Regions from separate parts of the Homo sapiens genome. Here regions 1 and 3 are each linked to region 2. Evidence: chromatin contacts called from ENCODE Hi-C or POLR2A ChIA-PET data. All regions are on one chromosome and are shown on one strand. Each heading gives the region's core, a stretch centred on a gene start or an enhancer-like site at or near the end of the contact. The rest is flanking DNA. Distances are from core to core; before and after follow the strand shown.

What was found. A loop is a pair of places that touch in the nucleus more often than their neighbours do. ChIA-PET counts read pairs that join two places held with the same protein, here RNA polymerase II (POLR2A). Pooled maps may share reads with other maps.
Region 1: a pooled map shows a loop between it and region 2 (26-fold over the local background). The contact joins the promoter of PAQR3 here to the promoter of HNRNPDL in region 2. A Hi-C loop is called at or near these places in 8 of 50 pooled maps.
Region 3: a map of CD8-positive, alpha-beta T cell shows a loop between it and region 2 (8-fold over the local background). The contact joins the promoter of AFF1-AS1 here to the promoter of HNRNPDL in region 2. A Hi-C loop is called at or near these places in 2 of 168 maps with a recorded cell type or tissue (CD8-positive, alpha-beta T cell and naive thymus-derived CD4-positive, alpha-beta T cell) and 6 of 50 pooled maps. POLR2A ChIA-PET finds 5 or more read pairs at or near these places in 1 of 52 experiments (CD4-positive, alpha-beta T cell).

What each region holds. Positions count from the first base shown.
Region 1 is chr4:78,938,014-78,940,803 of GRCh38, forward strand. PAQR3 (progestin and adipoQ receptor family member 3) reads right to left here and starts at 1,425. Exons shown (of 6, transcript NM_001040202.2): 1 at 1,027-1,425. The coding sequence starts at 1,211. RefSeq lists silencers at 955-1,024, 1,115-1,604.
Region 2 is chr4:82,429,145-82,432,133 of GRCh38, forward strand. HNRNPDL (heterogeneous nuclear ribonucleoprotein D like) reads right to left here and starts at 1,318. Exons shown (of 8, transcript NM_031372.4): 1 at 104-1,318. The coding sequence starts at 546. It overlaps ENOPH1 (enolase-phosphatase 1), which reads left to right and starts at 1,446. Exons shown (of 6, transcript NM_021204.5): 1 at 1,446-1,769. The coding sequence starts at 1,686. RefSeq lists enhancers at 1-777, 157-216, 537-626, 778-1,573, 1,937-2,036 and silencers at 247-486, 857-1,256, 1,377-1,696.
Region 3 is chr4:86,933,509-86,936,295 of GRCh38, forward strand. It overlaps AFF1-AS1 (AFF1 antisense RNA 1), which reads right to left and starts at 1,342. Exons shown (of 3, transcript NR_038841.1): 1 at 979-1,342; 2 at 1-34. It overlaps AFF1 (ALF transcription elongation factor 1), which reads left to right and starts at 1,503. Exons shown (of 21, transcript NM_001166693.3): 1 at 1,503-1,732. It also overlaps a transcript of C4orf36 not described here. RefSeq lists silencers at 1,208-1,957, 2,428-2,566 and enhancers at 1,879-2,420, 2,421-2,787.

The sequences.
Region 1 (2,790 bases), core at 175-2,674, 3.5 Mb before region 2:
GGATGGGCAGTGATGTCACCTTGTGACCATGAGTCACAGAAACACTTTCATGGCAGGACAAAAGGAAAGAAGGGCAGGAAAAGACAATGCTGGAAAAATCAAGAATCAGACATGTGGTTGCCGCTTGAGCAATTCAACAGCCCACATTCTGGCACTAGGGTTTGCCACTACAGCGACCTGGAGCTAACCAACACCTGTATCTTAATTCTCCTGAAGCAGAGGTCCTGTATTTTAGTACAGGTAGTAAGTTTGGACAGTTACTCCAAGAACTAGAATAGTTATTTTTCAGTTTTGTTTTTTTAAAACACGGATTTTCAAGGGACTGTGGTTTTAAAGGTTTAAAATGATAAAGAAATTTCTTTCTTAGAGATGCTTCTGTGGTGCTCTAGTGGAGACTGGGTGCCCGTTATGAGCTCTCTTTACCACAGTACTTTTCCTACACAGCATTTTTTCCACAATGGTTATTATGTAATTGTGTAATTATCTATTTAATGTCTGTTACCCAGGCTACACCTTAGTAGCTTCATGAAAACAAGGGCCATGTTTGCTTTTTTTTCTGCATGGGCTCCATAAGTATTTGCCAAATGAATAAATCTCGGGTGTATATGTTAACTTGTTTCCTATTATACAGGCACTTATCTGGCCCAAAGCTACTGAATTCCCACAGTGTTGCTCTAAAAAGAAAGGTATACACCGGGCAAATATGGCTCAGCCCCATTTCAATATATATCTCAATGAGCCGAACAAACCGAATAAAGGATGTAAAAGCCCTTTGTAAAGAGCAAAGCGTCATAGGAGAGCTGTAATTATGATCACTGTTACTATCATGATTATTCCGTGGACCAAGTACCCCGGCCAGGTAAGGGGAGATAACGGGGGAGGAGAGGCGGCAAAAAGGGATGAAAAGGATGGGGCGGCGAGGAAATGATGGGCAAGCAGAAAGGCGGGGAAAGCAGAAGGGGGACCAGACAAAAAGGGTGTAGGTGAGAGAAGGGGGCACTCCAGGCGGAGGCAGCCAGACCGTACCTTTTGATACACAGCCTGGACGGCAGGTAGGCCCGGTAGCCGTCGGTGATGTACGGGTTGTCCTTGAGGGACCCGGGGATCTGCTCGTAGGTGTACAGGCGGATGCCACGGGGCACCAGGACCGGCCAGTACTGGTAGCTGCCCAGCTCGATGTAATGCGCGCTCTTCAGCAGCTTCTGATGCATCGTTCCCGGCCGCCGCCGCTCCCCGGCTCGGGAGCTCCCCCAGGTCCCGCCTCCCCGGGGAGGGGGCTTCGCCGCTGGCGCCCCCGCCCCGGAGCCCGCGGACGCTGCGCGAGGTCCTACCGCGCTGCCGCTGCTGCCCAGGGCCCGGCTCTGCGCTCACACCGGCCACTGCCGCCAGCGCCGCGGCGGACCCGGCAGCGTCGCAGCCTCCTCTGACGTCAGCGCGCCGCGGCGGCCCCGCCCCTCAGCCCTAGCTGGGAGGGGCAGGGTGCTGGGGCGCGCCCGGGTGTGCTCGAGCGTGCGCTGGCGGCGGCCCGGGCTCCCGGGCGTCTCTCACGCTGTGTTTTGGCGGCGCCTGGGGTCTTCGTTTGCATATGAGAAGAGCCGAAAGCACAGAGCTACAGGCGAATACAAGTGGATTTTTTTTCTTTTTCTGTTTTTTTATTAGAAGTAATAGTTGCTGCATTTTGAAAAATCAAGAGGAAAAGAGTTAACAGGAAGAAAAGTTCGAGGTAATTACCGTTTAGTTTATGCTTGGAATTACACACACTTAGTGTCAGAAGGGACTTTGAGGATTTCTAAGCTGAAGTCAGCTCTTAGCACGATAATTGGAAAGAGAGGAAACCTGATGCACGTGGAACATACACCAGCATCGAGCACATCCTGAGCCATAAAGGAAAGCCCCCGTGCATTCAAAACTCCGACCCCTTTCAGCGTTATGTTCTCTGATCACAGTAGAATTAAACTAGAGTAACAAGAAAACTAAAAGTCTCCACGTCTGGAATAGGAGCAATACACCAAATATTTCAAGGGCTGATGAAGAAATCACAATGGAAATGAGAATATCTACTTAACTGAATAATATAGAACATATTAAAAAATCCTGTGGAGTGCGGCTATAGTAGCGTTTACAGGAAGTGTTGCAGCTTTGTTTCTGGCTATTTACTGTAATGCAAGTGTTTACTTATAATGGCAACAGGGCAAAACATCAGTTTGAGTACCGTATGTGTATAATAGAACGCTTAGTCCATTGTTTGGCATTGTAAGGGCAAGAAAAATATCTTGTCCTCACTTATCACAAGGTTCACAGCTGACATTCCTATGAAAAAAATTAAGAGAAGCCAGGCGCAGGTGGCTCATGCCTGTAATCCCAACATTTTGGAAGGCCGAGGCAGGCGGATTGCTTATGCCCAGGAGTTGGAGACCAGCCTGGGTAACATAGTGAGACGCTGTCGCTACAAAAAAAACCAACCAAACAAACAAAAAACAAAAATTAGTCGGGTGTGGTGATGGGCGCCTGTAGTCCCAAACTATTCTGGGCTGAAGTGAGAGGGTTGCTTGAGCCTGGGAGGTCGAGGCTGCAGTGAGCCATGTTTGTGCCACTGCACTCCAGTCTGGGTGACAAAGCGAGACTTTGTCTCAAAAAATAAATAATAAAAATTAACAAGAAAAGGGATAATAAATTCATTTAACACAGTTTTATGTGACAGAGGAGTCTTCAGAAATGAAGACACAAAGACCCAGGAAAAAATGGGCTTTTTATGCTAAGTCTGATGAAAGGAGTGGATAGTTGTGGAGA
Region 2 (2,989 bases), core at 68-2,567:
AATCGACTCTGAGAAAGAATGGGGGCAGCGCGCGGCTCACGAGGAACGAAGGGCGCGTGCGGCGCGCTGGGGGAGGGGGAGCGGGGGAAGAAGCGTGCGGTACCCGTCATCCTGCTGATTCTTGCTCGCGTTGATCTTGGATCCCTCTGCGAATTCCTCTATATTGCTGTACTCGTTCATATCCTCCATAGTGACGGAGCTGTCGGCAGGGGGGTGCTGGCGCGCAGTCCGGGTCGCGGCAGCAGCGGCGGCGGAGCGTTGTATGGAGCTGGATTTAAAATGGCGGCGGAAGAGATCCGGGCGCCGCCTGCGCCCTCCCTTTATAGCCGCCCCGCCCGCCAATCGGGAGGGCTGCTGGGCGGTGACGTGGCGCTGGGCCCGGCGCGCCCCCTGCCGGGCGGAGCTGGGAGCGAGCGAAGGGAGGAGCGGGGCTAGCTGCCGCGGCGGCCGCGGCCGCCAATGGGAGAGGCTGCGGGAGGCTAAAGTAGCGGGAGCGGAGGGGAACAATGGCGGCGGCACATGGGAAAGCCTGGGCGGGACCTCCATCGCGGCCCTCCCGGCAAGGAGAGAGGCCACGCGTGAGGGGACGCGGGCTTGGGAGAAGAGAAGAATCAGAAGAGAAAAACGAAGGGGCGTAAATTCCTGGGGTCAGCAGTCCCGAGCAGAGCCGACGCAGGGCCACAGTCCCTCTTGCCTTGGGAGCCTTTGTCTCTGGCGTCCGGTCCAGCCCACTCCTACCAAAAAGCCGTCAACCCCGCCTTTTTCTGCCCTCGGTTCGCCAGTGCGGAGCCGCTGCGGCGGCCGCTGCTACCGACTAGCACCGCGGCCAGTCTGCTCCGGAAAAAGGCGGACTGCGCCCGGCGCTGGCGACTGAGGCGGCGAGCGCGCTCGCCCGCCGCGCGCACGCGTGTTTTGTCCTCGAGCTGGCAGGAACCAGCCGAACAGGAAGCGGGCGCGCGACGGCTCCTCCGGGCAGCGCAGCGCGGGCGCCTCTTCCACTGTGACCACGGGCGCGCGGGCCAAGGGGGCGCGGCGGGGCCTCCCGGGCTGATCGGCCGAAGCCCGGGCCCCGCGCGGCCTCTGGCGGGCTGACGCCGGGAGGAGGGGCGGGGGCTGGCCAGATGACTGTATCTATGCAAAGGCGGAGGCGGTGGGCGGGGAGGGGGCTGGATTCAGTAGAGGGCAAGGGGCACTCACATCCCCGGCGCGCCACTCGCGGGGCTCCTTTCTGCACGTGCCCCGGGCCTCTCCCGCTCGCTCAACCTGTCTGCGGAGGGCGCGCTCTCGCGCACCCTGCTCCCGCGTTCGCTTCTTTGTTCCCGCCCACGCGAGGCCCATTTTGACGGATCCAGTTCGAGGCCTGACGGCGGCCAATCGGCGCTGGCGCCTTCACCCTCCCCGCCCCGCCGAACCCGTCAAGGGCCGCCCCTTTTCCTGCCCACGTGGTCTCGGGCTCCTGCCCCGTCCTGCTCACGAGTTCAGGGCTCCTGGGCGGCCGCCTTTTCCAGTTCCAGGTGTGCAGAAGTGTCCTCTCCCCACGCGCGGCGGGCTGCACTTGGTCGCTGGCTCCGAGATCGCGCGGGGCCGCCGGAAGCCCAAGACGGTACCGGGGGCCGCAGCCGCAGCCGGCGCCGCCCTCCGCCCTCCCCAACAGCAGGCCGAGTCCCGTAGCATCCGGTAGGGAAATGGTCGTGCTTTCGGTCCCCGCCGAAGTCACCGTGATCCTGTTAGATATCGAAGGTACCACAACCCCGATTGCTTTCGTGAAGGTGAGGGGCGGAAGGGAGCGGGGATGTTACTTTTCCTTAAAAACAGTTATTATTTTTTCTAAGTATTTCAGGCCTTGCATTGGAGACGAGGGTTAGGAGAGGCGGTGTGGCTGCCTCTTGTGTGGAATGGGGAGGAAGGAGAGAAAGCCTGCGGTGGGTTGCGGGGATGCTTTTCCTCGCGACACTAGCTTCTCCCTCCCCCGCCCTTGCGCTTGGTTGGATCCAGATGGGTGGGAAGGGATGGAAGTTGACGCTAAAAATCACCGAAGGGCAGGTAAGCCGGGGCGGGGTGTGACGGTGCGGGCCTCGCCACCCGGCAGGTGTGCACCCGGTCGCTTCCGCAGGTGAGCGCAGCCTTTCTGCTCCGTCGGGCCTGGTGTGGCAGCGGCAGCGATTTAATGGTCCTTAAAGCTTCCGATCTCAAAATGGAAAGACTGAAGTGTCAAGATGACTTTTCAGGTGGCCCTGGTGTCGGGCAATCAAGGTTCCTCTTCGCCCCTTCCCACTCTTGCTGTTAGTGGCCAAACTGCACAGTGTATTATTTTACTCTGTTAGGCGCTGTGGTCCATAGCGCTGATTTTTTGAGCTATAGGACACGTCTAGATTCCGTTCACTTTCCTCAGAAAACCACAGAAGCTTGAAGCTCTTATCCAGAGCATTCCTTCTAGGATGTCACTGTGAACCAGCACTTGTCTGCACCTCAGCTTGCAACTTAGCGGATTCCTTCTTTATTCTTTGTCTGTTAGAATAAGCAAATATGAAATGTTACTTTAATTTTTGAAAGAATTCCTCGGGCCTTGTCTTTTTATTTGGCTCCCTGAGGTTTAAGAATTCATTGCAGATACAAGTACTTCTTAGAGGTGCTTGCATGCACAATAATAGTCGAGATATACAAAGTATATTACCAAGTAGGAAAAATCCATCTTCCAAGAAACTGAGCAGCTTGGGTTTTAAATTCTATTTTAGTTTCCATTTTTAAAAAAAATTATCTGTGAATAAGGCTTTTTTTTTTTTTTCTTTGAGAGTCTCACTCTGTTCCCAGGCTGGAGTGGAGTGGAGTGGTGCAATCACAGCTCACTGCAGCCTCTACCTCCTTGGGCTTAAGGCATCCTCCTGCCCCAGCCTCTCGAGTAGTTGGGACTGAAGGGAGAGCCACCATGCCTGGCTAATTTTTGTATTTTTTGTAGAGACGGGGTTTCGCCATATTGCCCAGGCTAGTC
Region 3 (2,787 bases), core at 92-2,591, 4.5 Mb after region 2:
GTTGACCACAGTTTGAAGAGCCCTATAGGAGATACTATGGGATGACACAAAAAGAACACAAAAAAGGAAAACATTTTAGATAGAAGTGGTAAAAGTTTTCAGATTATAAAATATTACCATGCTAATATATATTTCACAATGAAATGTATTCATTATATAGCAAAAACGTTAAAATACTTGTTATTGATTAGAATAGAGATCAGTCTCTGTTAGAAACCTTTAAAAGGTGTACAAACACTTTGTAAGAGATGACTCCTGTCCCATCCTGCTCAGGGATGACCAGAACTTTCATCTTAGATAGATACACCACCAGGTTTCATCAGGGACACCTTAATTATTTTAGCTGTCTAGGTAAACCAATCTCCCGATGGGAGGATATGGAGTAGGGCGAAGAGTTATATTTTGGAAAACAATCCATGGGAAATTAAGTCAAGTAGCCAAAGGTTTAATTTGGAAATGCAAATATCCATCAATTAGGTTTTCAATTATGTGGACAATAAAAGAGTTGAGCAGAGCAGTAGAGACAAACAAAATTAAAAAGAGAAAAGGCAGAGAAGGCAGGGAGGGGCTTATTTTCACACATTATACCAATTTACATTACACATCATATTAAATTTAAGTAAGGCGCTTTTCTTCATCCAAATAATTTCACCCATTTTAAACCATAAAATACTGTCGGCGAAATCTCATCTGGGCCATTTGATGTAATCTTTCTGCGTCCCTTTCAGGAAGGAAGGTGCGACAACACAATGAAGACAGCCTGTTGCTTTCCTTGGTATGTTTACAGCAGGAATCGGGCAGCGACTTAACTAGACATAAGTTTCCCCTTCTTCCCATGGGTCTATTTGCCAAAGCCCCCTGCACCTATTAGAATTTTCTGAGGTTGGGCTGGTGGAGAGCAGAAACCCGGAGGCTAGATTCAGGAGACCTGGTTTCCCATGCCACTTAGTAGCCTGTGACATTGAGCACAATACTTACTTTTCGGCGCTTCCGTTTCATTATTTGGGAAATGGGAACAATATATCTGTTTTATAAGATTGTTGTGAAGATGAAACAGGCCTGTGTGTGAAAGGCCTTTTCTAAATTGTAAAGCGCTCCCCAGATGTTAGTTATTATCTCCTTTAAAGGGCACAGAATCTGTTTCAATATTATAGGAGGTTGCAAAAAGGCTCCTTGACACTTTTTGCTCAGAACTTGACCCTGAGCTTAATCTCGCCGTAAAGTGAAAGGGTTCTTGCGCCCCCACAGCAGCCCGGGGCAGGGTCACCCTCGCGACCGGGGCGGTCATTGCCGTATTCCGTCCTGAGCTGCCGCTCCCCCACGATCCTCCCACCAATCCCGGGAGGGCCGCGACGTCCCTTGCCGCTTGGGTGGCGCCAGCTAGAGGGCGCGGGCCGGGGCGGAACCCGGTACCGCAGCTCGGGAGGTGGGGGTGGGGGCGGGGCCTCGCGCGGAGGGCGTGGCCTCGGGGCGTCCCGGGCAGCCGGCGTGCTGAGCTTGCCAGCCAGCTAGCGAGCGACGGGCGCGCGCGGCCCCTGCGCACTCGGCCGCCGCCTGCGCGCGTTGCGGCCGCAGCTGCACCTTTGCCTCCGCGGTTCCGCAGCCGAGCCCCGGGAGGAGGCGCTCCCCTGCGTCGTCCGCACTTGCGCCCTTTCCCACCGCAACAGGTCAGGGGAGGGCGGAGGTGACGAGGGCGCCCGACCCGGGACTAGAGGACGGAAGGGTCTGGAAGGTGAGCGCAGCCCTGCGCCACCCAGGGCTGGGGGTCGATCCGCCCGGCCCCCGACGCCGCCGCCGCGGACTTCTCGGAAGCCGAGGCTCTCCCCGCCTCTCTGCCGGCTTCCCAGCACGCTGACTCAAGTCGCTGGCGTTCCCACTTTTCCGGTGGGAGCCCTCGGGGAGAACGGGCTAGGGCTCAGAGCTCTCACCGCCCTACTTGCGATCCCGCGGCAGGTAGCGCGTAGAAAAACAGGGGACGGGGACATGGGAAGAGACCCATGCTCCTCCCTCACGCGCAGCCCCCAAGTCAGACGTTTGCCTGTGCACCCCGCGTTTTGCGGAGAGCTGTCCCGTTGTTGGGACCTGCTACTTGAGTTGCGTAATGAGTCCCAGAAGTTTCTCGGGGGGAGGGGGCGGGGAAAAGTGGGGTTCTTCTCTCCTGCACCCCGGGACCCTTCCCTGTGCCTGTCGTGGAGAGAGATGAGGGCTTCCCGCCGCGTCTCGCTGAGAGCAGGAGGGAGGCGTGTGTCGGTGGTCCGTAGCCTCCGGGGAGGAGTTGGAGCCACCTTCTGAGACTTAACTTCAGGGACAGAGGGAGAGGCGTCTTTAGTATGGGACTGGTTAATTTCTCTTGATAATGCTTTTTTCCCTCGGGTGTCCCATCCTCTGTGGCCGTCGCAACCCCACCCTCCGACGGTGCGAGCGCCGGAGCCAGCGAATGAGAGGGGAGAGAAGGTGGAGAGTGTGAATCACACGTTACCTTAGTGTAATGGTAGTTGCATTAATGGAGCTGCGACGGGCCTGCGGGCGGTTCGATACCGTCCGGCTAGTTTTCTCTTCCCGGAGCTTCTCCACCACCAGCACCCGCAAATTGTTATGCAGATCATCCCGGGAAGGCACTTGGCTTTGGAGGTGGAGATGTGTCCGAATCTCCCTTGAACCAGTCTCTGTTAGGGGGAAAGGCCTTGCAGCCAAGTGATTTGTTTTAAGGGTGGAGCCGGAGATAATTTTAAACACCCTCCCCCTTGGTGCACGTTGCGGGGTGTGACTCACCACGGGGAAATCAGA